2 separate regions of the Homo sapiens genome follow, and region 1 is linked to region 2. Evidence: read pairs that join two places in POLR2A ChIA-PET (ENCODE). Cell type or tissue: GM12878. All regions are shown on one strand. Each heading gives the region's core, and the rest is flanking DNA. Links, peaks and the distances in the headings are about the cores only. Region 1 overlaps SEPTIN2 (septin 2). Region 2 overlaps FARP2 (FERM, ARH/RhoGEF and pleckstrin domain protein 2).

Region 1 (2,917 bases), core at 90-2,589, 68 kb before region 2:
TGTCTCTCCTCCATGTTTGCACTAGCCTGCTATTTTTTACCTTGTCCCTTTATTTTCAGCCTCTCTTTGTTCCTTTTGCTTTAAGCATATACGTTATAGCTGGACGGTTTGTTGTTTTTGTTTTTTTTTTCCCTTGGTTTTTCAGGCCAATCTGTCTTCTCCTTTAAGCAGAGAATTTGGTTATTTCACATTTATACTGATAACTGATATTCTTGAATTTTGTCCCCATTGTCTTGATTTAGGATTACTTCTGATTTTGTTTCTTCTTGTTCCTTTTCCATATTTTTGCTGGTTTGATGAAGTTGCTGTTTCCTCCATATTTTTCTCTTAATTTGGAAGTTCTCATTGTTATTTTCTTTAATGATTACCTTTTTTTTTACTTTCATAATCAGATACTTATCTCTGTATTATTTGAAAACGAGATGCCAACTCCTTCTGCCAAAACTGTCTGTATTACATCTGACCCTTCTCTTTCCCTTTAGGAAGTTCTACTCCTCCACACTCACACTTGCTCTCAATTCTTAGGTTTTGCTGAAATTAAAGGCTCTTGAACCTTACTGCTACTATCCCTTGGTTAACCAAGCCAAATAACACTGGGGATGCAGGGATCTCATTTCTTCCAAAGTAGCTGGGAACATTTCCAGTCAAAAGGGAAACAGAGGACACAGTATTCAGGAAGTTAAGATTTGGGGGAGGGGAATCGAGAGGCAAAGTGAGAGAAGCTTTTTAATAAGTTTCTAAGCTCCAGAGGGAACCAAATTTGACAGCAGTCATCTTTCTTGGGGTTGTTACTGAAGGTTAGCCAACAGACTCCATGCTTTCCAAAGCTTCAGGGTTTCTAAAATTTGTTTAAAAATTCCACATATCTCTGGCTGGGCACAGTGGCTCACACCTGTAATCCCAGCACCTTGGGAGGCTGAGGCGGGCGGGTCATGAGGTCAGGAGATCGAGACCATCCTGGCTAACACAGTGAAACCCCATCTCTACTAAAAATTAAAAAAAAATTAGCCGGGCATGGTGGCGGGCGCCTGTAGTCCCAGCTACTCGGGAGGCTGAGGCAGGAGAAGGGCGTGAACCCAGGAGGTGGAGGTTGCAGTGAGCTGAGATCACCCACTGTACTTCAGCCCGGGAGACAATGCGAGACTCCGTCTCAAAAAAAAAAAAAGAAAAGAGAAAAAAAAATTCCACATATCTTTAAAAATATTGTCACATTTTTCAGACACTCAGATGCCTTCAGTACTATTTCCTTTCCTCATAAATGTAGTTCACATTGCTCTCTGTACCCCAGTGTCAAAATCTAGTTCTCAGGTAGCTCTAGGAAACTCCAGTGGGTGGCAAACATGTTCAAGTTACAGTGCTCTATGTAATGAAGTCCCTTACTCCTTGAAAGGTTTCAAAGAGAGAGGGGAAATGACATAATTCCAGAGGTCAGGGAAGTATGTATCCGTGTGTATCCCATTTGTGTCCCTAGTGTCTAACATATAGTCAGTACTGAAAAAAAATTTGAATATTATTGAAAATATGGAATATGTGCGTACATATATATATACAGTTGCTTTTATCAACTTAAAAATTTTTTTAATTTTTTAATTTTTTGTAGAGATAGGGTTTTGCTATGTTGCCCAGATTGGTGTTGAATTTTTGGCTTCAAGCAGTCCTGCCTCTGCTTCCCAAACTGCTGGGATTACAGGCGTCAGCCACTGCACCCAGCCACCATCTAATTTTTTTTTTTTTTTTAATGGAGTCTCACTCTGTTGCCCAGGTTGGAGTGCAGTGGCATGATCTCGGCTCACTGCAACCTCCGCCTCCCAGGTTCAAGCGATTCTCCTGTCTCAGCCTTCTGAGTAGCTGGGATCACAGGCACGCACCACCACGCCTGGCTGAATCAGTATTTTTAGTAGAGACGGGGTTTCACCATGTTGGCCAGGCTGGTCTTGAACTCCTGACCTCAAGCGCCACCATGCCTGGCTGAATCAGTATTTTTAGTAGAGATGGGGTTTCACCATGTTGGCCAGGCTGGTCTTGAACTCCTGACCTCAAGTGGTCTGCCTACCTCGGCCTCCCAAAGTGCTGGAATTACAGGCGTGAGCATCACGTCTGGCCTAATTTTTTTAATCGAATTTATTTTTGTAATGATAGATGCTTGTCTTATTCCTAGGGAAATATTTGAAGTAATTGAGATGCTGTCACCTAAAATAATCAAAAGGCTCCTGATTCAGTTAAAAGAATTCATTTAAGTACAGAGTGTAAGCGAGCTACACCAAAGAATGGTGATTAGCGCTCCCAGGGTGGGGAAAAATGAGGATTGTTTATATAGGCAAAATGGAGGTGCCAAACAGAATTATAACATTTTCGGAACTAAGGCTCATTTAAAGATACAAATTTGATTGGCTACTATTGATTACACTTGAAGGGATTTGTTTAACTTCCTTTTGTAAAGAAGTAACAGTCATAAGGATCTCTCATCTCCCAGTCATTTAGTCTAGTTTTGAATAAAGAATAGGGGGTCTGGTTAATATATACATCTAAACACAAAAGTCAGAAAGAATAAAAGTAGTGATGTTACACGAGCCAGCTGTCAGTGCTTAACTTTTCCCTTTGGCCTAATGCATTTGGAAGGTCCTGAAATTGTATTTTCTTTTTACATTGCCTATGTATGTGTAAGTCTTCTTCAGGTCAGTTCACGCTGTTAAATATACGTGCGTATACATACATACTATGTATGTGCGTTTATGTGTGTCTGTGTGTTTTTTTTTTAACAGACGAAGCTTCACAAAAGATGTCTAAGGTAAGATCATACTTCATGTATCTACAGCATAAGGAGAAATTGCTTTATGTTTTCAGACTGTTGACAGTCGGGACTTATATGATTCATTATTTTTAATACAACTGATACATTTGATTCATTAACACAAAG
Region 2 (2,917 bases), core at 141-2,640:
TATTATAGCAGCCTGAACCAACTAAGACATCTTACAACTCTGTAAAACAACCCAATTTAAAATCTTACTCAAGGTTACGCAGGAACTCAAGAATTCTCACCCAGGTGATCCACTTTCTTTGAATAACAGTTGTCTTTCCTTCTCTTTCTGGAGCTCTGATACTGTAGTTTTGTGCTCTTGTATTATAGAGGCAGTTGCTTTATTAAATAGTTTTTAATATCTGTTTCTTTTTTATCTTGAATACCTTTTAATATTTGCAGCGCTTATTCTATTTTGATCACCCATCTTTGAAGCAGATAAGTTATTCACAGGTTGGCTATTTTAAGGAGGTTCTCTTGGGGATTGGCTGGTCATAGACTCATTGAAATGTAAAGTTCATGCCATGACTCGAGCTTGGTATGTGGGTTTGGATGTGACTTGCTTGAGATTTCTTCTTTGGTCTATCACCTCTGCTCTTCTAAGCCAAACTGGGCCCACACTTGGACCCTGCTACCCAGGTCTCTTCCCATCCTTGCTCTTACAAGCAAGGGACTGAAGTTTTGCACCTCACTGTGCCCTTCACCTTTGATAAGTGTTCTTAGGGCTTCTGCTGAAGTTGGCCCCGTGGCATAGTGCTTGTGCCCCCACTACAGATGCCCAACCCCTTGCTCTGTCCCTATTGCTAGTGGTGCTTCTCCCCACAGTTTTGTGATGCAGGATTTGAGAGTTCCTACTTTTGCTGAAAATAGAGTTTCTTATTTACCTTTTTGATTTTGAACGAGTCCAGCAAATGACTAAGGAGATGACAGCTGGCACTGCCGTCTTCAGGACAGGAGTCACGAGGCATCTTCTGGATTATCATACCCCAGTGTCTGCTACAGCCCCTCTCCTAGGTTCCTCGTAGACACATTTGTGATTCCTAAATTTGGATTTTCTTTCATCATTTTTATCTCTAGAAGAATGCATCTGTTTATTTTTCCACACCACTGATTCCAATTCAAGTCTTGTCCATCTGTTGTTTGGGCCTCCTGTTGAGGTTCGGTTTCTGGAGTCATCTTTGTAATATCCCCTTTTCATTATTTAGTTGGATTCTTTTTCCAGTCTCCTCTCATTTTATGAATACCTTTACCTCTAACACTGACCTTTTTGGGGATCTTATTTTTTTCTTTAATTTTAATTTTTTCCCATTTTTATTAATTTTTATACAAAGGCAATAGTTGTACATAGGATCTTATTTTTTTAGATTATGTTTTCTTTGGTATACCAGGTTTACTCATTCTTCGGTGACTAATTTCTCTGCTTTTCAGGTAGGTCTCTGTAGTTCAAGAGTTTGGTTTAAATGTCTAACCATTCTTAGTGTCTGTGTATTTTTGCAAATGAGGTTCAGGTTGATCAATAATGGTCTTATTGGCCTTTTTTAAAGGCTGCTATTTGATTTCCCAGGCAGGCTTCCCTTCTGAAAATGACAGCCACCTGGCCACAGGGCTGTGGGAGTGAGCTGCGTCCTGACCATAGTGAGTGGGTGGGGACGCTGACAGACACGTTTCCTTTTTGTGAGTTTTCACAAGTACGCACAAGTAAGGACAGGCAAGCTGCTGGAACTCTTTTGGTTGATGAAGAAGAAAGAAAGGAATTGCTTAAGAGCTTGCTTTGAGAGATCTTACTGCTGAACTAAGCTACTCTTCTGTTTTGCTTTTTCTCAGATGCTAAGTAAAAGACAGTAAAGAAGAAAATAATTATATGTTTTGTGCCCAACTCCTAAAACAAGCCAGTTAGTAGCAGGTTGCTTCTTTGGCTTCTGGTGTTTGGCATACACTGTCTGCAAATGTGCTGGGAAGATGGGGTTGTAGTGAAGCGGGGCCTCCTTCACCTTGGGGTGTGTCCTTCTTGATGTGCCCTTGCCCAGGTGGAAGACTTTAATAGACATAAAGCAGTAATGGGCGAGTGTTCTACATCACCTGCTTTTGTGCTCAGATGGCAATCCCCTCCACATTTCCACTGGTGTCTCTGTGAGGAAGCTCATCGCAGGTTTTGTATTCTCGGGCCCACCTTCCCCCACTTCTGAGAGCACTAGAAGGCACAATTTTCTCTCCTGATGAATTTGGGAATTCAAGTAGGCAGCTAGCAGAATAGACGCCAAGTGAACCTCCATTTAATGACTCTTCTTCCAGTTTTCAACCTCATCTGGTCGTGCAGAGCTTCTGCTACCACTACATTGCAGTAGTTAGGAGGACCACTGTGGATTTGGCTTTTTTTCTCCCCACTCTTGGGGAAGAACCCTTTTTCCCAAGCTCAAGATGTTAAAGCTGTACAGTCGTTTTCCAGAGAATACCATTGAATCGTTCAAGGGCCAGTCAGGAGACAGAAACTGTACCAGTAATTTGAACAGGGAAATTTAATAGAAATAATGATTAACCAGCAACAGAGGATTAACTACTAAGACGGGAGGGAGATGCTAAAGAATATAGGACCAGGAGATATGGTGAGCAGCTGCCACACCAGGGCTGAGGGAAGGAATATCCAAAGAAGCAGCAAAGTTGAAAGAGGCCTTCTCTCGCAAGGCTGAGGTGCAGACCCATTGGCATTGGATGGTGAAGTTCACTAAGGTGCCATAGGAACCGGCTGGCAGGGAGGAAACTGCCCACCAGTGGGACCGGAATGCCAGTGAAACTCATAGGATGGTGTGAGCCGCTGGCTCTCCTGCACACAGCTAGCAAGAAAGCCAAAAGCCCAGAAATGGGGAGAGAAGGCCCTTCTTGTTGTATCTCCCCAGAGCCCTCTACTGGCAAAGCCAGCTTGTGTAAAAGGAATGTCTACAGGGTGCTACTCCAGTGTCACAAAGCAGGGTAAAGAAGGGTGGGTTTGGAATGGAAAGGCAATAAATAAGTAATTGAGTCACCAGTATTAACAGGTTCAAATTGGGGGATTTCATGTTGTA

What was found. Peaks named below come from ENCODE experiments on the same cell type or tissue, not always from the same donor. Only the 100,000 strongest peaks of a DNase experiment are listed, where the experiment ranks them.
Region 1: POLR2A ChIA-PET joins it to region 2 with 6 read pairs; 4 of 35 experiments call an interaction of 5 or more read pairs at or near these places.

What each region holds. Positions count from the first base shown.
Region 1 is chr2:241,321,454-241,324,370 of GRCh38, forward strand. It overlaps SEPTIN2 (septin 2), which reads left to right. Exons shown (of 13, transcript NM_004404.5): 2 at 2,763-2,788. The coding sequence starts at 2,780. Among named protein-coding and RNA genes, the nearest start is that of SEPTIN2, 7.0 kb to the left of the region's middle. In GM12878, for the core only: no CTCF peak of the experiment used is centred there; no DNase peak of the experiment used is centred there; H3K4me3 peaks cover 1,416 bases; H3K27ac peaks cover 1,907 bases.
Region 2 is chr2:241,389,532-241,392,448 of GRCh38, forward strand. All of the region lies in intron 2 of FARP2 (FERM, ARH/RhoGEF and pleckstrin domain protein 2), which reads left to right. Among named protein-coding and RNA genes, the nearest start is that of FARP2, 35 kb to the left of the region's middle. In GM12878, for the core only: no CTCF peak of the experiment used is centred there; a DNase peak (open chromatin) is centred at 1,514; H3K27ac peaks cover 979 bases.